4 separate regions of the Mus musculus genome follow, and regions 1, 3 and 4 are each linked to region 2. Evidence: chromatin loops called from intact Hi-C (ENCODE). Cell type or tissue: left cerebral cortex. All regions are shown on one strand. Region 1 holds the start of Alms1 (ALMS1, centrosome and basal body associated). Region 2 holds the start of Nat8f4 (N-acetyltransferase 8 (GCN5-related) family member 4). Region 3 has its middle 4.2 kb from the start of Nat8. Region 4 overlaps Fbxo41 (F-box protein 41).

The links. Hi-C counts contacts between places; a loop is a spot of excess contacts. Peaks named below come from ENCODE experiments on the same cell type or tissue, not always from the same donor. Only the 100,000 strongest peaks of a DNase experiment are listed, where the experiment ranks them.
Region 1: it touches region 2 in a loop (2.1-fold over the local background); 19 of 42 quality-filtered maps call a loop at or near these places.
Region 3: a loop joins it to region 2, with 5 times the contacts of the local background. A loop is called at or near these places in 21 of 42 quality-filtered maps.
Region 4: it touches region 2 in a loop (2.6-fold over the local background); 5 of 42 quality-filtered maps call a loop at or near these places.

The regions. Positions count from the first base shown.
Region 1 is chr6:85,583,910-85,588,909 of GRCm38, reverse strand. It overlaps Alms1 (ALMS1, centrosome and basal body associated), which reads right to left and starts at 1,379. Exons shown (of 23, transcript NM_145223.2): 1 at 884-1,379. The coding sequence starts at 1,264. In left cerebral cortex, a CTCF peak has its summit at 1,912 (motif pointing left); DNase peaks (open chromatin) are centred at 579, 1,342 and 1,936; H3K4me3 peaks cover 1,599 bases; H3K27ac peaks cover 659 bases.
Region 2 is chr6:85,902,735-85,907,734 of GRCm38, reverse strand. It overlaps Nat8f4 (N-acetyltransferase 8 (GCN5-related) family member 4), which reads left to right and starts at 2,797. Exons shown (of 4, transcript NM_029331.3): 1 at 2,797-3,023. In left cerebral cortex, a CTCF peak has its summit at 2,734 (motif pointing right); DNase peaks (open chromatin) are centred at 676 and 2,784; H3K4me3 peaks cover 574 bases; H3K27ac peaks cover 2,968 bases.
Region 3 is chr6:85,834,020-85,839,019 of GRCm38, reverse strand. It overlaps a transcript of Nat8 not described here. Among named protein-coding and RNA genes, the nearest start is that of Nat8, 4.2 kb to the right of the region's middle. In left cerebral cortex, CTCF peaks have their summits at 1,501 (motif pointing left), 1,757 and 1,999; DNase peaks (open chromatin) are centred at 1,603, 1,970 and 4,305; H3K27ac peaks cover 2,342 bases.
Region 4 is chr6:85,474,843-85,479,842 of GRCm38, reverse strand. Fbxo41 (F-box protein 41) reads left to right here. Exons shown (of 13, transcript NM_001289675.1): 5 at 1-215; 6 at 1,201-1,442; 7 at 1,622-1,737; 8 at 1,835-1,987; 9 at 2,180-2,275; 10 at 4,331-4,449; 11 at 4,605-4,763. Among named protein-coding and RNA genes, the nearest start is that of Fbxo41, 26 kb to the left of the region's middle. In left cerebral cortex, a CTCF peak has its summit at 2,251 (motif pointing right); a DNase peak (open chromatin) is centred at 2,249.

The DNA.
Region 1 (5,000 bases), 320 kb after region 2:
CTAGGGCTTGAAAACTCAAGTCCTTGCACACACTAGGCAAGACCTCTCTACCACTTAAATACACCACCAGCCTTTCTAGTGTTACTTAAAACTAATTCGTATGTAAAGAACCACACGTGACCATACTGACCAACAACGCAGTTCCTGATAGTTAAAAAGCATTAATAGCACGGTTAGTTTCAAAATGATCTTGGTAGGACCTCTGTAAACTTGGCTCTTCCTCTATTTGGTCCTAACTTGGTGCTTTCTAATTTTCCAGACCAGAGCTGCCTCACAAGCTTTCTTTCATTCCAAGTTCCTGCCACTGGCTAGGAACCTATTAATTGCTACAAGTGCAAAGACACACAATGGGCGGGAAGACACACAAAAGCTCACGCAGAATACTTAACCAACAATAATTCCTAGTGGGGGGGGGGGGGTGAGGGGGGGATGTTTCTTGCACTTCAATAAAACTAAGGTGTTAAATGCTAAACGTCTCTCCACCAGTTAGCTATTCCCTAGACTCCCTCCCCAGCTCCCACCTCCTGCCAAAGAAGCCTTTCTAACTGCTCGCTCTGGGAGTACCGGCTCCCAGCGCCATCTGTCTTATCTGCCCTACTTTAAAAACAAAAACAAACAAACAAAACAAAACGAAAAAAAAAAAAAAACGGATCCACTGAGAGGCGCAGGAAACACGGAGCTGTCAATGTCAGGAAGAACCTAAGACTACAAAGAACCTGCCAGCCCCACAAGCAAGGTGTACAGTCCATAAGCAAGGCGACCCGCAGCGCGTAGGTCCCGATATCCTGGACCCAGTTCAGTAGCTCAAGCATCTCTACAGTCGCTTGGCCTCAGCCCCGCTCCTCCCCACAGCCCAGCTCCGGGCTACAGAGCCGCTTCTCACCTCAGTCTTGCCCAGATGCTCCACTGGGGTGTACCGGAGCCGCGGGGACAGAGGCGGAGGCGGAGGCGGAGGCGTGGGAGGGGGCAGAGAGAAAGCACTGCCAGGACGGTCGGGGTGAGCCTGCAGCCAGGCTTTAGCCAGCTCGTCCTCCTCTTCGTCCGAGCTCTCCTGCCGCTGGGACTCGTAGTTAAAATCCAAGTCGGGCCCCGCCTCTTCGAACTCTTCCAGTCTCCCACTCTCCTCAGAGGTCAGGGCCTCCTCGGTCGCCGCCGCCGAGGCGTTCTCCACCTCTTTCTTCCCCTCCTCTTCCTCGCCCTCCTCCTCCTCTTCTTCCTCCTCCTCCTCCAGCTCGTCAGGCCACGGCAGGTCCTCAGGCTCCATGTTGGCCTCGCGCTCCAGGCGCCTTTGGAAGAGGAGGAGAGGGGGAGGGGCGAGGAAGGGAGGGGAAGCGAGTTGACTGGCGGTTGCGGCTGCGCGCAGGCGCACCTGCCCTCACTGCCTCACGCGGGGCGGAGCTGAGAACCAGCCCGCGCGTTGCTAGGGACGCCCCGCGGGGAGCGCGGGAAAGCCGCAGAAGAGCGTCACTAGACCTCGCTCACAGTACCGTATGCTCACAATAAACCTAGTCCGGGCTTTGGGGACGCTAGGGGTCCTGCACAAAGTCACCCATGATTTTTTATCTCTTGCCCTAGAATAAACCAATAATAGTCACGTTCGCAAGTTACAAATTTTAAGGTTAGTGCCAGTCTACCTAGCAGTAGTGAATCTAATGGGATGAGTGAATAGTTAAGAGAGAGAGGGAGAGAGAGAGAGAGAGAGAGAGAGAGAGAGAGAGAGAGAGAGAGGGAAGAGAGGAGAGATAGTTGGGATCTGACTAAACCACAAGCAACTGTGTGAGAAGCGCCTATAAAACGAGGTTAAGAAACCAACCCCGGCCTGGAGAGATGGCTCACGGATTCAATTCCTGAGTTCAATTCCCAGCAACCACATGGTGGCTCACAACCATCTGTAATGGAGTCTGGTGCCCTCTTCTGGTGTCTCTGAAGAGAGCAATGGGAGTGTACTCATGCATAAAATAAAAGAAGGTGGTGGCGCACGCCTTTAATCCCAGCACTTGGGAGGCAGAGGCAGGCGAATTTCTGAGTTCTAAGACAGCCAGAGCTACACAAAGAAACCCTGTCTTGAAAAAAAACCCAGAAATATTAATAAATAAATAAATAATAAAATAAATAAATCTTTTTTTTAAAAAACGAAAAGAAAGAAACCACACACACACACCCTCAGGGCTGAAGAGATGGCTCCACCAGTAAGGCATCTACACCACAAACTGGAGTTTGATTCCCAGAACTCACATAAAAGTGGAAGGCAAGAACTAACTCCCCTAAATTGTCTTTACTGAGTGCACACACAATAGTATAAAGGTAGCTGGATCAGGTAGTACACGCCTTTATTCTCAGCACTTGAGACGAAAAGGCAGGTAGATCTCTGAGTTCAAAGCCAGCCTGGCCTACATAGGGAGTTTCAAGACACCCAGGGTGACATAGACAGACTGCCACAAAAAAAAAAAAAAAAAAAAAGTCTTTAAAAGAGGGCAGGCAGCATGGCTTAGCAGGTAAAAGCACATGACCCTCCATCCTGCCCAACAGGCTTCCAGTAGCAACGCTGTACCTCTTAAACCAACTGTGAAACGAATCATTTCTAATTCAAACCATCACAGAGAGACATTTGTCCATGTCTCCCCAGAAGAAGCCACAACACTGTGCCTAGTGTCTGGAACAGCCTCTGGCATTTAAGGAGCTGCTCAGCGAACACTGTCAAGAGAGAGCAACAGAGTACAGATTGAACTGACAGGCCAGGAGATAACAAATAGAATACTGGAGTCCTGGCTTCCCCTGGGATTCCTAGAGCTGTCTGCCTACTGGAGAACTCTTGACTTCCTCTCCCAGCTAGCAACTAGGGGTCCTCAGACAAGCAAAGAGTGAAGGGCACCTCCAGGTGTTTGTGTGGGAGGAGAGAGGCTCACTGTAACTTTCAGTTGACACCAGGTGGCAAACCCTCATGTAGGATGAATCATTGCCACCAATGGCTAAAGAAATCCATTAACAGCTTCAAAAAATGATTATACGTAGCATATATAGAAAAATGTATATGTATATAAGTGTGTGTATATCTGTGTGATTGGGGAAATAGATGGGCAGATAAATACATACAAAAAATATGATAAAGGACCAGAAAATTTAGGAAAACATAAAAGAAATATATAATAAACCAGTGAAGGGAAAATTAAGTATTCATTAAATTTCCATTTGCTCTCATTTCTGTCACTGTGATTAAATACCTAACAAAAAGGGTTTATTTTAGCTCACAGTCACGCGCTATTTGCAGTCCATCACAACTGGAAAACCGAGACAGCAGGTCACACCACATCCACAGCCAAGAATAGAGGAATTAACACATGTGTGCCTGCTTGCTTGTGAGAGACTGATTGTCTTAAACTGACTTGTGTTGGAAGGTCCCGCTCACTGTCTGTGCCTTTACTCCTTAGGCAGAGGGTCCAGAACTAGAAAAAGGAGAAAAACTGAACTGAGAACAATCAAGAAACATGCGTATATTCCTTTCTCTCTGCGCATGGCTGTGGGTGTGATGTGACTCACTGTGTTAAACACCAGAACTTTCCCACCCTGCTGGTCTGTGCCCTCAGACTGTGAGCCACAATAAGCCGTTCCTCCTTTAAGTTGCTCTTTGTCAGGATGTTTCATCCCAGCAACAGAAAAGTAACTGAGGCCAAGTCTCACTGAGCATGATGATCAATTCCAGATAGCCCACATTTTCAAGACCTTTTGTTTGGAACCCACTCTCAGGTATCCATATCTATTCCAGCAGGTTTGGGGTTTTTTTTGTTGTTGTTGTTTGTTTGTTTGTTTTGTTTTTGTTTTTGTTTTTTCCAGTTATAAGTACTAGAAGTGACTAATCTGGTCAGCTTGCTTGCTTGCTTGCTTGCTTGCCGTAGGATCTCACTCTGTTGCCCAGGTTGTCTTGGAACTTTGTAGCTGATTTCGAACCTGTTGGGATGATCCTTTCTTAACTTCTCTAGTACTAGAACGATAGGCATCAGCCACCATGCTTAGCTTCCTCTACTCATTTTAACTGAAAAGGAAATGCATTGGAAAGAAGCAATCTAGCTCACACACCTGGCAAAGCAGAACCTCCCAGATAAGTCACAGTCTTGAAAAATGGAACGAAGTGCTGTTTGAAGACATCAGCATAGTGCAACTAAACCACGTTGTATGAAACAGGATGAAATCACAAGAAGCATGAAGCTGCATGACTCAAAACAGACAATTACATAGCCACAATTTATAATCATAATGTAAGGAGCAACACAATAACCCAACACTCCTCACTTTTGCAACTGGACACAAACCTTAGCATATCGCTTTCACCCTTTTCATATCTACTTCATGTCTCAGCCTATATCACAGGGTCTTTGATCCATTAGGTGACTCCAAACTATTTCTGAGAGAATCTTACCTACATAAGGTGACTGTCATCTTCCATTACATGATATTGCTAGACAGGTCATTCTAACAGAACGCCCCCAGAAAATCACCTGTGTTCCAGATATATTCCTTGTAAAACACTTTTTTCAGATTCATTTATTAATGTGTAGGAATGTTTCTCTGCATCTATGTATGTGCACCACGTGTGTGCCTGGTACCTGAGGAGGCTAAAGGAGGCTATGGAATCCCTTAGAACTGGAGTTACAGGTAGTATGAGCCACCATCTGGGGCCCAGGACCACTGCAAAAACAAGTACTCTTAACCCATAAGCAATCTCTCTCCAGATATAGTCTCTCCTTACTCCACATTGTCATACTCTCTCTAGTTCCCTTGGTAATCCGAATCCATTTGCTTGACCAATTAGAAAGCCCCTTTCTGACTTATTAAGCCAAGTGCATGAAAAGTAAACCATCAAGCATCAACTTCCCGTTCATATGAGCTCTTGTTACATCCTTGTTGAAAACTAATTCTATCAATCCAGAGTCCCAGAGACAGAAATGTGACAAAATTCAAAGTTTTACATTGAAAATTCACAACTGCTTTTACTCATTTGGTTC
Region 2 (5,000 bases):
CTGCCCTAGGCTAGACCCTCCAAAACTCTGAGTCACAACATCCCTTTTCACTTTGTCAGTGGATTACCTCAGTGACTTTGTGACAGTAACAAGTTGAGTAAAACGGGACAGGCAGGAGTCACACTGAGGATGCTCTAAAGCCAGCATGCTGTGACTTTGAGCCTGAACGGGATGAGCAGAAGTTTGAAGTCACCAAGGCTGCCTGTTCTGGACAGGAAGGGAGGGAAGGTTTGGAGAACCTGGGCAGCTGGGAATAGACCCTGTCCTCAAGGAGGCCCCAGACAAAGCACCACTCCCTTCCTCCATCTTCCAATCTCTCCCAGGCCTCCCACCTCATCCCCAATGCCAAACCCTTGCTGTGTCAGTACAGAGACCCAGTCTCCAGGGCAGAGGGGTGGCAGGAGGGCAAGTGCTGACCTCGGCATGAAGGGCTGTGAAGGCATCTAGGACAGCCAGTTGTGATGCATCTAAATTCTGTCCCCAGAGCAACTGACCTGAAGGCCATGCTTTACTCTCTAGGGTGACTGAACAGAGCTGCAGCAAAGCCAGGAAAAATAGAACAACAAAGCCAGAGTGGCCATGAGCCAGCCCAGCTCAAGGCTGCTGAGCGCACAGCTTGGGATGGGGTAAGTAGGAGGTTGGCAGCAGGAGGCCATCACATAGCCTGTGAGCACTGGGTTCTCCTAAAATGCAGCTGGAGGCTTAGGGCTGGCTGGGTTCTGAATGGTGGCTGTGGTGTGCCAAAGCCACCTCCTCCATACTGACACAAAGCCTTGCTTGTCTTTCCCAATCCTGGGGAGTGAGAGTGACCACTGATTGACACAGCCCCTCCTCCACTGTATCCCTGTTGGCTTCTTATCCAAGTAGGCAAATAAATGTGACCCCCGAAAACACATCTTCTGTCTCTTTTCTCCACCCCCTTACCCATGTAGGTTGGTGCACATGTCTGCAGAGGAGCCCGCCACCCACCTTTTGAAACAGTCTCTCACTGGAACTTGGGACTAAACTATTAGGGTACACTGGCTGCAAAGAGTCCTAGGGATTTTCTGGTTTCTGCCTCCTCAGAGCTAGAATTTACAAGGGCTGGCCACCATGCCTCAGTTATGAACATAGATGCTACGGATCCAACTCAGGTCCTAATGTTTGTATGGCAAGCGCTTTTCTGACTGAGCCTATCCCTAGCTCCTACATCCCCTTTCCTCACAGCACATTCTAGGTAGAAATGAGAAGTTTTTCCAAAGCATAACACAGGCTCTGGACTTCACTGGTTACTGTAGAGACCATTGTTCTTACATGGGCTCAAACTGCCCTTTGAGAGTCATGAGAACTTCTGTTAACTTCCTTCCTGGGAAATGGAAACACTTTATTTGTTTTCTTGATCTGAGGCTCACAGGGATCAAACACACCTCAAGGAGAAAATAAGAGCTTCACCAATCATCTTCCAGACACACATTAATAAACTGTACCAGCAGCACACAGGCCAAAGTGGAGGATGTGTTTAGTAACTGGCATTGCTTACAGGGTTGCTTCGGGGCAGCTCATCCCTGCACTGGCATTCACAGTGTGGTGGGGCATTAGAGGTGTTGTGGAGCTGGCTAACTTGGACACTGGCATTAGTAGTGCAGACAGTAGCAGCCTCACACCAACACTGACTGAGGAGTTCCTGCCACCTCTTTATCCCACTCTTTCCATGGTAGGGACGCCAAGTAAAGCACCAGGATCACACAGTGGAAGGTTTTGTTTTGTTTTGTTTTGTTTTTTAGAGACAGGGTTTCTCTGTGTAGTCCTGGCTGTACTGGAACACACTTTGTACACCAGGCTGGCCTCGAACTCAGAAATCCATCTGCCTCTGCCTCCCACCTGCTGAGTGTGTGCCACCACCGCCCAGCCCAAGAACTAGCTCTTAACAGTCCTCCTCTGACTTGAACATGTAGATTATGGCTCCCTTGCCACCCCTCCCAGCATTTTCAAGTAGAGTCTGGGTGTGGGGTTCTCACCATCCCAGTGCTCATGCGAGTCCAGCAAGAGCATTACTCCTTGCCTCGTCTTCCCAGCCCCTAACGGTGTTGATTGCTTAGGTACTTGTTATGTCAGGAAGAATGTTTAGACAAACCTGATGACTTTCCGTTTGAGATGTTAGGTAACATTTGTTTCCACCCTCTTCAATGATATCAGAATTGAAGTGACATTTGCTAAGATATCTTTCAAAACCACTAGTAGCTAAAAAATACAAGGAACTAGTGTTTTCTCTGTCTGAGACATCTCTGGACCGCCTTCTTCCTCAGTCATGGGCTTCCTTTCTCTCAGATACAAGCTTTCCTTTCAAGTGGTTGAACATATTTTCCATGTAGTTCTCATCGTCATTTTTCAGTTTGTCGTGGGAAATCTGATGGTGGCCACCAAATTGGCCATGGGTCAAACATCATAAGAATTATTCAGAGCCTGAAGCATCCTCACAAATGAAAATGTGCTCTGCACACAGGTCTCTGTGGGTGAGTAACACTGATCTAGTTGTTTTACTTTTCTCTGACTCTTTATGGACTGTAGTTTCATGACCTCGAGGTATGTTGTATACACAAGATTATTAAAGTAGTGAAATGAGTGTTTTTTTTTTTAATTAGAAACATCGTGATTGAAGGCAAAGTCTGAGTACCTACTGAGCATGAAGCCTTAGAGACCAGTAGAGACACACTCCTACAAGCACAAGATCTTCAGTGGCCTCTGCTCTCTGATCCTGCCTCAGCCTCGGATCCTGCCGCCAGGGGGCGCCGCGCGTCCAGAGCAGCGCTGAGGCGCGCACCCCTTTCTTACACCTGCTCTCACACTTGGCCTTGGAGGGGGCGCAGTGAACTTGGGCCAGGAGTCTGCTCACCATCTCAGGAGAAAAGTGTCCGCAAGGCAGGAGAAGCACTCGCTGGGTCAGTTCCTGAGAGCGGAGCTCACCTTTAGTCTCGGTCGTCCCAGAAAGATCTTCCCCACGGAAACAAGTCCGCCACTTCCGGAAGACACAGTTCCCGCCCAAGGTGAGAGCTGCTGAGCTGCTGAGCTGCTCAGGAAGTCTTTCAGATGCTGGTGGGTGTCGCCCTCACCTTCTTCCGATGAGTCTTCCTCAGCACAGAGCCTGAGTTGCTGACAGAGAGGAAAACAGGTGCTTTTCAGGAAAAGGTGGAAATTGAAATGGTGTTTTGAGTCGTGCCTTTGTTCTTAGCCAGCCTCCTGGCTCTCCTTAGAAACCCTCAGGTTCTCCCTGGGGTGGAGACAGAGTACCACCACGGGAAGATTCACTGCCCTTTGCAAGAACATTCTGGACTCTTATCAAGTGGGCTCTCAGGAGGAATTAGGGAGGCATCCACTTGGGGAGGTGAGTGAGTGTTTTTGATTGAAGGAGCTCCAGGAGTGCTTGGAAGACTGGGGCCACATTAACACCCTCAACCAAGAGGGGCGTTCCTCAGGACACTGAGTTTTCCCGGACACTATGTTAAACCGAGGTGAAACCTCCTGTTTTTGGCATTGTGGAGGCAGTGAATGGCTTAAGATCAAGGCACTGCTCTTAAGGAGGCCACCAAGGACAGAATGTGTGAGAAGCAACAAGGACCTGCCACTGCAGGTTCTTATCCTTATTCTGCAGCAGAGACTCAATTCCAGTAGCACAAGAGACCACAAATAGGCTTTTTCCCTGAGGATTGACTAAGCTAGGGTATTGGGGGATGGGTGGGTAGGTGGGTCTGTGACATAGCAGGAGTAGCTTCTGGCTTTGGCAGGAATGTGCCCTTGCTGCTGGGTAAAGCTGGGAACAGAACTCAGGTCCCCATCTGAGTAGACTATAACCATGTAGCCTACTCCTGTAGTCCCACTTAATGCTACCTAGGCCTCAAAGAGTCTACAACCTACCAAAACAGTGACACCATTTGGAGACCAATATTTAAATGTATAAACTTATAGGGAGCATTTTGCCTTCAGTCGGTAACAGCAGCTTTCACCAGGACCTGGGTTCCAGCTTCTGGTTTACCATATGAAAGAAAACTGAAGGCAGCATGGACAGACAAGCCATGAGTTTCCTAAGCATGGCCTTGCCCCAGTAGGGTCTTAGTTATTCTTTTATAGTCATGTGCTCATGGTGTTCAGCCCCACCTGAATCCTGTTAAATCTACTGTCAATTTAGCTCCAAAATGTATGTCCACATGGTTGGAGGCTCAGAGGTCTTAATGTCTTCACTCTGGTCTCAGTGAACTTTGTGTCTCTTGGTTCTCTGCCAACCCAACTGATTCCTTTGTCAACTCAGACAAGGCTCTCCTTCAGACCATACAAACCATGAGATGCTGACAGATCATGGAATGCAAGATGGTGGCAAATCACACCCCTGAGTGAATTAACCATAAGTCATGCCTTTTGTTTCTGCCAGACTCACTTCAGAGCCTGACCTCAGGTAGCTTGGTTTCTTTCAAGCAAGGTTGTTCTCCTTGTCTAGCTGCTTTGTGAGCCATCTGGGGCCCCTGTACCTGGGCCTTCTCTAGCTCTCCTGCCTTTGGAGAGGTCTCTGCCATCTTTCTCTCTCTCCTGATTGATTCTCACATATGTATCAAGTCATATAAACACACACACAGTACATGCATCCCACTAATTAAAACAATATCTATCTGTTCCTTATAAGGGTCCGTGCTACATGCACTATATAAGTTGTTCCCTCTCCTCTCCCTCCCCCATTCCTCCCCCATCCTAATGTTTCCCCCCTCTATGTAGGGTGTCTTTCCTCCAAAACTGTGACATATTCTCTTCAAGCTGCTCCTTAGTCCTGCTCAGGGAATCTCTGTTTCTCTCCTTGACCTGAGAGCTCCCTGACTGATGGCGAGAGGCTAAGGAAGCTCTCCTAGAGCCTTCATCCTAAGTCCTCCCCTGAAACCCTCACTGCCTTTATCCTCTTTCCCACATCCTCTGGTTTTTATTATTGATTTTTATAAAGTTCTAAAGGCTATCCTTTAAGCCCCCCAAACTCCTGAGCA
Region 3 (5,000 bases), 69 kb after region 2:
AAAGAATTTCTGGTCTTCCAGTGGCTTCTTGCTAATTCCAAAGACTTGGGCTGATTGACAGGGCCTCGAGCTTTCCTCTAGAGAGAACTGCCTTTGCTGATTCATGAATGGTGTTTGCAAGTGGATCAAGCTACCGATGCGGATTCATATGAACTGAACTGCTGATATTCTGACAACGCAGTTTGGATTTGCTACAAAGAACTCTTTCTAAACAGGTCCGCATTCACCTTTGCCCTATTAACCTTTCCTTTCCACTGCCTCTGGCGAGTGGTGGGCGAGAAGGGAGGATAAAGCATTGAAGAGCACTTATTAAAGTAGGTTTTGAAAAATATAAGCCCACACCTTACTTTTATTTTAAACAGTCTTTACCGGGACTTTGCTCAAATGGAGACGCTCAAATTCAGGTTAAAAGATTTAACAAAAGAGATGTGAATACTTCTTAATTAGAAAGACAAACCATTAACTTTGCCATTTCATAGTCCTAATGGATGTGAAAGGGACAGAAAAGGAAAAGGACATCAGAGAATTCAAACAGAGAGAGTTTGTAGGACAAAGAGTAAGTGAGAGACAAACACCACTTAATTGCCATTTGGCAGCAGGCAAATGTCACTTAGCACAAAGCTAACTCAGTGCTTTGTGTGAAGCTTGACAAACCTGCTAGATTAATTTAACCTTTCATTTTAAAACTGTGGTCTTTTTATTTTTAATTATAATGTTCTTTATTCTTGAGAATTTCAAACATGTATACAATGAAAAATGATCCTCTGCACCCTATTTCCTTCCTCAGAATCTACACACAGCCCCTCAATGTGTCCTCCCTCGAACATCATCTTTTACAAAACTCATACCAGGAGTGATGGAGGAGCAGGAAAATAAAGCTGAATGCAGAAAGTGATGGAGACAGAGAGCCACAACAGGAACACATTTAAATATCAAGGCCACTGTGTTTCCCATTGTCCTCAGAAACTTAAACAAGTAAACTACTGGGGTGGTTTCTATGTGGATGGAAGCCTCACACACATGCTCCCACCAGTGCAAAAGAAGAAAGAAGGGAGAAAGTTTTTTCCACATCTGGCACAAGACAAAAATCCACCACCTCCATAGTCAAGGTGAAATGCACATTTGCCTGGCTTTTGTTTCGCACTATTAACGACAGAAAATTCCATGGCTGCACAAAACAAAATGGCCAATTTAACATTTTTCAAGTGAATGTGGCAAGCATGTAACGCACCTAATCACATGGGTAGATGAACATATGTATGCAGATGCTTAAGCATGTGTGTGTCTCTCTCTCTCTCTCTCTCTCTCTCTCTCTCTCTCTCTCTGTGTGTGTGTGTGTGTGTGTGTGTGTGTGTGTGTGTGTGTGTGTGTGTGTGTGCGCGCGCGCGCGCGCCTATGGGGAGGCTTGAATTTAACATGTGCCTCCCTTAATCTCTTTCACTTTATTTGTCGAGGCGGTCAGGCACACTCCGCCCCCTGCTGCTAGCTACATTTTCACTTGGGGCTTCCTTACAGGGGCATTTGGAAGGATTAGCACAAGCTCCTGCCAGTAGCGCCCTTAGCAATTGCTTTTGCAATAGTCTCCAATCCCCACATTCCCTTGAAAGCTGGTCTTTGCCTTCATCATCTGTCTCACACTTTCCTAAAAACCTTTCTACAAGTTCACTGACAAGCTCACTCACGGTTCTAAGCCACCTCCTGCTGTTTTCAAAACTTTTCCCCACTTGTGATGACACACACCACCTACCTGTTGCTTCTCTGAAGGAAGTTTTGATGGTGGAAGTCTCTACTAGCCTGCTGGACTCCTAGCTTGATCTTTCCTTTTAACTCTACTATTTTAGTCTTAACGATTATTCCTCATCTGGAAATAAAGGCAGCATTAAAGATATCATCCGAGGAAACTTCAAAAGGAAACAAGTCTTCCCATGCTGGTATCCCAAAGCAAGAGCGTCGGGAAGGGCAGGTTGTCTTCCTAGGAAAGAGCGCCCCCACGAGTTCAGTGCTTCTTACTACAACCGACTGCTCCCTCCCTCAGCCAGAAAGGAAGTTCTGGAGACCCACAGGAGGCTCCTTGGAACCCCAACAATGGCGTCGTCCCTGCATCTAAACTTTAGAATCTGAGGGTGGCAACACCAGCTTCACAAGAACAAAGTGGTCTTCCCTTCACCCTCAGTGGAGTTCTCTGGGAAGCTCCCAGGGGCCAGGGAGCGAGCTCTACAGTACCTAAGAAGGGGGATAATGTGAAGACTGTCTCACCACGAGAACTCTGACGCAAGAACTCTTCAAGGGCAGAGGAAGATTGCCAACTCTTGAGCCAAGATACATACTGTGTCCAACTTGCATCGTGGCAGTCATTGAGATTGAGGCCTGTGTTCCTGAAAGCCTCGTCTCTGACACCAGCTGCCAAAGTGCCTGAGACCCGTTCAACCCAGAAGTGGATACAAGGCATCTTCAATCCCCAAGGCAAGTAACATGATTTGAGTTTTTCTGGAAACCTGAGGTCGTTTTCCAGGATGTTGTATGAGTGGAGCATCTCCAAAGAGGTCTGGGATCCAATTATAGTCTAGTATGGCTAGCTCAGCTCTTCCTGAAGGGTGGAGAGATGCTGCGCAGGTGCCTGTACCCATGCCTGGATGGGCAGACTGGGTTGTTGGGTCACACGGTGAGTTAGGAGTAGCAGGAGGTTCAGTGGTGCCTCAGGCTGCTGAAGTCCTCGTAGCAAGTAGGAACTGTGCCAGAAGAGCCAAGACAAAACCTTAGATCGAGTGCAGACTGTGCCCTGGTGCCCAGGGTTTACAGAGACAGACCAGGAAGCTGCTGCTGTAGGAATACCGGGTGGCATCTGTACTGGGAATGGCTAGCATTTGAGAAATGTCAGCAACCAAAACATTGCCAGTGGGCCAAATGCTGCAAAGTCTCATAGTGCAAAAGCTTAATTTTATGTTGTAGAGATTTCAGCAAGAAGCAAGAAAAACATTTAGAAGGATTAAAAGTCACAAAAAGAGAAAAGAAAGGAAAAGAAAAGAGAAAAAAAGAAGAAGAAAAATGGAAGAGACCAAACCTGTGTATACAGTGCATTTAGGGATTCAGTGGGAGGTGCCACTTTGTACCCCCGCCCCCCCCAACTACACAAATAGGGTAGGGGACTGAAAGCTAAAGACAGTCATTAGAGGCAGGGCTAGGATATGAACCCTAATGGGTTCTATTGTAAGTCTGCATTGCCTCCAATTTAAAGCTCCACGCTCAGCGTCTCTCTTGACTCTGTGGAGCCTCAGGCATGGACAATTTAGGTCCTACCCTCAGCTTATAAACCAGGAAGTCCAAATAGAATTTCTTAGAAGGGCATGTGCTCAGAATAGAAGTCTCCTTCGCTGCTCGGTTGACATTCAGCCTTATCTGTTCAAAAAAAAAAAAAAAAAAAAAAAAAAAAAAGGAAAAGAAAAAAAAAGAAGAAAGTAAAAGAAAAGAAAAAAGAAAAGACCCATTTGGGGTCAAAACCAGAAAAATATCAAATAGGCCTAACCCTTTTAGTATCACAGATAAATCTTAAGGATTTTTTATATAGAAAAGTGAACCTCAAAAATTGGCTTTGTAACTTCACTAGAGATGTGGAATCTGCCTGGAGTTAGGGGGCATGACAACCTGAAACTATGAACTGTGAGTTCAGAAATCAGCAGAGTGGAGGGTGGGGCTGCGCTCAGCATCAAGAAAGCACAGGACCTTTGCACTCTCTCTGCTATGCTTAGAAACCCCACACTCCCCCAAGGGAGCTTATCCCCACACTAATTAACAACTCCAGGCCATTAGAAACTCAGGCCAGAAGGAATTTATCACCTCCCCGGAGGCAGGGAAGCCTGGTTGGCCAGCTTCTTCCAGATGGATTCTGTCCAATCTGGAAGGAGTTTGCCTGGAAGCTTCTGCTCTGGAAAGTGAGGCTGAGGGCCAGACTGCAAGGGCTGAGGACAGACAGGCCCTAAAGCCCATCCTCAGCCCACATCTCTGTGAAAATCCTCCATTCCACTGAACACACACAAGGACACAGATGTGTTGGTAAATTGCAGAGATGCTGTGTGGGTTATCTTCATCTGCCCAGGCTCACTTCAGTCAGACCCTCCCCTGATGCATAAGTCACCAAAGGAGGCTGCTTGGTCACAGAGGAGAGATCTGGAGGGTGTGTGCCCCAAAACTAGCAATACTCACTGAAGACTAAACTAGAACTGCATCTTGCTAAAAGGTCACCACAATCTTGTACTGGTCTGCCACTGTGGGAACAGTGCTGCTCTGTCTGCTAACCTGTCTGATAACCTCTCCATTTCTGTCTTTGTTGCCAAGAGAGGTTATGTAAGGATGTTACATAAGTCTTCTCCTTTATTTGGGCCAGCCACTGGAAAGCAGGCCCTGTGTGGGCAACATATACAGCATTGCAATGCCCTGAGATTCCCCACTGAACTAGATTGTATTTGGAGAATCAGCCTCTGCCTGTCATTCTATCTCTGTGAATTGGGGGGGGGGGCTCCTAGTTTAGTACCCACACAGCTTCTTATTGTGGACACTGCTGTCAGTTTGAACTTGGAACAGGGTGGTCACATGGTAAGAGTGAGGAAGGGGCCTGAGGAAGGGATGCTAGGGCTCTTGCATGGGATGTTTAGTGCACAAGGAGGGATAGAGGTCTCTGTTGCCTCTAGCTCCGTGCCCTCAGAACATCATGACCTCCCAGAAGGTAACTGTGGAGGTCAAGATAAAAGTGGACTCCTATTAATTGTCCATCCCATAATCGTCTGAACAGGATAAGTATGGAATGGGGGTAGGACCCCCAATACCAAAACTCTAGAGCCTTAATATCCTTGTAAACCTACTTTCTAAAAATACATTATTTTTATGCATATGAGTGCTTTACCAGTTTGTATGTCTGCGCACCACGTGCATGAAGTGCCCATGAAGGCCAGAAGAGCCAACACTCTTAATTACTGGGCCACCTTTCCAGCACTCCACCCCAAACC
Region 4 (5,000 bases), 430 kb after region 2:
TTCAGAGCGGTCCCAGGCCCCTCGTAGTTCAGGCCTAAGACGACAGGCCATCCAGAACTGGCAACGCCGACCTCGTCGTCACAGCACCGAGGGGGAGGAGGGTGACGTTTCGGATGTGGGCTCCCGAACTACTGAGTCAGAGGCTGAAGGACCCTCAGATGTCCCACGCCCTGGACCTGCTGTGGCTGGCCCCTTGAACAGCTGCCGGCTCTCTGGTAAGTCCTGAGAGAGTGAGTAGGCAACGCAGCCTCTCACAGGGGACACAGGGTAGAGGTGGTAACCCTTGGCCCCTTCCTTTTGCTTACCTATCAAGTACCCTTCAAGCTTGGAGCTAGGGTTTATGTGACAGGGTGGGCCTGCAGGGACCTAAGAATGCCCCATTTAAGGAGTCTGTACATGGTGGGCTCCATCACAGGCAGGAAGAGGAGCTGAGTGTTTATTCTCAGCTCTGAAGCACCTGGCGCAGAGCAGGGGTTTGAGGGGGTAGCTCTGTACTTATATGGGAGGCTTAAAGGGTTAGAGTCAGGGTGGCCCTTAAATAGAAAGTCTTGCCGGGCGTGGTGAGGCACGCCTTTAATCCCAGCACTGGGGAGGCAGAGGCAGGCAGATTTCTGAGTTCGAGGCCAGCCTGGTCTACAGAGTGAGTTCCAGGACAGCCAGGGCTATACAGAGAAACCCTGTCTTGAAAAAAACAAAAAACCAAAAAACCCAAAAAACAAACAAACAAACAAACAAACAAACAAACAAATAGAAAGTCTCTGGGGTGGCAGTGTGGGTGGTTCAGAAGACAGTGAAGTGCTTATCTAGATCCTTGTGGCTTCAGGCTCCAGCCCCTAAAACTGGACACGGTGGTGCACACCTGTAATTCTAGCACTTGGGCAGCACATTCAGGAGGAACAGAAATTCAAGGCCATTCTGGGCTTGAGTTCAAAGCTAGGCTGGAATACATGAGACCCTGTCTGCAAAGTTTTGGGCGTGTGACAAAGGAACAGACAACTCCCTTTTCCAATCAGCAAAATATGGGGTACTTGTAAAGAAAGGGAAGGCAGAGGCCATGTTGTCTTCTCAGGAGGCTAGTCCCCAGTGGTGTGGGAGGTCTCATACTCACCCATGCAGGTCCTGCCCTTCCCCGGCTCCTCACCCACAACCCTGACTGGTCTTTTACTCTCCACTGTCTCCTTTGACCCTGCTGTTCTCCAGCACGTCCTGAAGGAGGCAGCGGGCGAGGCCGTCGGGTGGAGAGAGGTAGCCCCTCACGCTCCAATGAGGTCATCAGCCCAGAAATCCTCAAGATGCGAGCTGCCCTCTTCTGTATCTTCACCTACCTGGATACCCGGACACTGCTCCATGCAGCAGAGGTCTGTCGGGACTGGCGCTTTGTGGCCCGCCATCCCGCTGTCTGGACGAGAGTGCTACTTGAGAATGCCCGAGTCTGTTCCAAGGTGCCTGCCCCTGCCCTCCTGGGAGCCCAACTTTGTGCAGCAGAACTGGCCCAAGACTAGTAACCCCTTCGGCCCCGGTTCCCCAAGATGCTGTCACAGTGCCTCCTCCTCAGGGCTAACCCATCACCAGCCAGCCAGTCCAGTTCAGACCTCTACTCATATCACTTGATTTTTCCCAGTTCCTGGCGATGTTGGCTCAGTGGTGCACCCAGGCTCACTCGTTAACATTACAGAACCTGAAGCCCCGGCAGCGGGGGAAGAAGGAAAGCAAGGAGGAGTATGCCCGCAGCACCCGGTGAGGCCTGCGGTGGTCGGTGGGTGGGTGGTTGGGAATGCTTCCCAGATGAGGAAGTGACCACCAGCAATTCCCTGACCTTGTTGGTCATCCCCAGGGGCTGCCTTGAAGCAGGGCTGGAGTCCCTGCTGAAGGCAGCTGGTGGGAACCTGCTGATCCTGCGAATCTCCCACTGCCCCAACATCCTCACTGACCGGTCCCTCTGGCTGGCCAGCTGCTACTGCCGTGCCCTGCAGGCTGTCACCTACAGGTGGGTCCTCTCTTCCGGAAGCTCAACTCACCCTTTGTGTGCCTTGGGCTCCCAAGGTCCTTAGGTACCACATGGTCTTAGGTACCACATGGTCTTAGGTACCATGGTCTTAGGTACCACATGGTCTTAGGTACCACATGGTCTTGCCTCTTAGTGGGGACAGGGGCTACTTGAGCTTCGGCTTTTCCACAGGAGTGCCACGGACCCCGTCGGCCATGAGGTGATCTGGGCCCTGGGTGCAGGCTGCAGAGACATTGTCTCCCTCCAGGTGGCGCCACTTCACCCCTGGTAAGTCTAAGCAAGGGGGTGGCTAAGGAGAGAACAGCAGTGGGCCTGGCCTGGGGCTGAGGACCGAGCTGTTACTGATCAGTGTGTTGCTAATTAGGAGCAGGGCTGTAATAGGAAACCTGGAGTCTTACTCTGGCTTGCTGGCAGTGCCACTTAAAATTTATTTTATTACATATTTTGGCGTGGGAATTAGGTATGTATGTGGAAGTTAGGGAACAACTTATAGGAGCCCTCCCTCCCTTCCTTCCTCCCTTCCCTCCCTCCCTCCCTCCCTCCCTCCCTCCCTCCCTTCCTTCCTTCCTTCCCTCCCTCCCTTTTTCCTCCCTCCCTCCCTTCCTTCCTTCCTTCCTTCCTTCCTTCCTTCCTTCCTTCCTTCCCTCCCTCCCTCCCTTCACCATGTGAGTCTCTGAGATCAAGTTTATGTCATCAGGCTTGGTGATAAGTGACTTTACCCACTGAGCCATCCTAATAGCCTGGCATTGCCACTCAACCCTGTGAATCAGTGTTGATTATGAGAGCTGTTACTACTGGCTCAGCGGCATCCTGTCCATAGACACTTTTTAAATACGCGTTCAGCCAACAATATCCTGACATAGTATAGGCAGGTCAGGGAAGTCAGTAATAACAAAGAAGATCCTGGGAACGGTATCACACACTTGTTGTCACAGCTACTCCAGTGCTCAGATTGTGAGTTTGAGACCTCTGTGAGCAGCTTAGCAAGATTCCATCTCAAAACAAGAATAAGTCTATTGTCGTGGGAGAAGCCAGGGGGTGAATCTTCCCCTGCTATGCTTGGGACTTCCTCACATTACCAGGTTGTCTGTGTGCTGACCCTTACCTTCCCAGTGATCTCCCCAGCGTGCCGGCTCCTCCCACACTATCACTATTGGAGTCTGCCATTATGGTCCCTACTTGGTTCCCATTGCCCCCCTCCCCCCATCCTGACTCTTGATAGCTTCTATTCTGTAGTAATTTGTACTTCAAGCTCCTCTGCTAGACTTGGTTCTCAAGGCAGACTGTGAATGTCCGTTTCTGTGTCCTTGCTGCCACAGGCATGTCAGATGACAGAGATACTGATGCCTGAGTGAATGTTGAGGGATGAGATTGGCAGTGAGTAGGGCAGGCGAGCCGACAGTGATATGGGAAGGCAAGTGGGGAGATGCCATGAAGGCTTTGGTAAAAGATGCAGAGCCACCAGGTTGTGGTGGCATATAGCTTCACTCCCACACTTGGGAAGCAGAGGGGGAGGTGGGTCTCTGAGTTCGAGGCCAGCCTAGTCTACAGAGTGATTACCATATCAACCAGAGCTACACAGAGAGACCCTGTCTTGGGGTGGGGGAGGGGGGGACGAAGGCCTGTGTATATCATCTAGAGAGTACTAGGTAGCTATTGGGGCGATTGTCAGTTTTAGCAAACTTACTGAGCCAGACATGGTGGTACACACCTGTCATCCCAGCTATTGGGGAGGTGAAGCAAGAGGGTTTCTCAGCTTTATGACTTTGAAGTCACTCAGCCTGGGCTGCATCAGACACTTCTTAAAAAAAAAAATCTAAACAACAAGAAAAAAAGTAATAAAGTTATCAAAAACTAGGTGTGGTCTGTAATCTGAGCACTTGAGAGGCTGAGGCAGGAGGATGGCTTCTAGTTCAAGGATAGGTGGCAGCGGCAGATAAAGGTCAGATGACAAATGTTGTTGGAGAACCCAGGGTGTGCTCTTAAGGGTGGAGCTGTGTCTTCATTGTCACCTTGCATTCCACAGCGTGGCTGTAACGCACACTTGATAACTACCTGGTGCCCAATGAGGAGCTGGTCACCAGGTGCAGGGTGAATAGAGACCAGGGTGGGGCTCTGGTCTACAGCTCTGGGTGGCTCTGGAATCTGAAGCTGCCTGGTGTAGTGAAAGGGGAGAGGACAGAGTCAGAGATGAGCTACTTTCTGACTTAAAAAGCCAGCTGGGTTGTTGGCAAGGCCTGAGGCATGAAAAGAATCCTCCGTGGACTCTCACACTTGGGAGTGCGATGCCTCCCTGACCACTGTCCACTTTCCATTCTTCAGCCAGCAGCCCACCCGGTTCAGCAACCGTTGCCTGCAGATGATTGGACGCTGTTGGCCCCACCTCCGGGCCCTGGGCGTAGGTGGTGCCGGCTGTGGGGTACAGGGCCTGGCATCACTTGGTGAGTCTTTGCTTGGGGTTGGAGTATGTAGACAAGAAGCAGGCAAGGGTGAGATGCTGCCTGTGAAGTCCCACGAGCGTTGGGGGCTGCAGCCTGGGTGGTTGGGCAGGGGGGCCGGGGACTTTGTCACCAGGCCTATCTTCTTCCTCTCCTAGCAAGAAACTGTATGCGGCTGCAGGTCCTGGAGCTGGACCACGTGTCAGAGATTACCCAGGAGGTGGCGGCTGAGGTCTGCCGGGAAGGCCTGAAGGGACTGGAGATGCTGGTGCTCACAGCCACCCCTGTCACCCCTAAGGCCCTGCTTCATTTTAACAGTGAGCAATGGGGGTTTGGGGTTGCGGGGTATGGCTACAGCCTATCTGCCGACAGTCCAGTCGGCAGCACTGAGTGCCCTCTTCCTGTGGTGATGCAGATAGATGCTTGCTCCTCCCAGAAGGGCCATCTGTGGTGTACCAAGTAGTGCTACCAGAATTCAGCTTGCTGAACCATGGTGTTTATTGGGCTTACTTACAGAACATGGGTGAGGATTACTTATAGAGTGTGGGTCACCC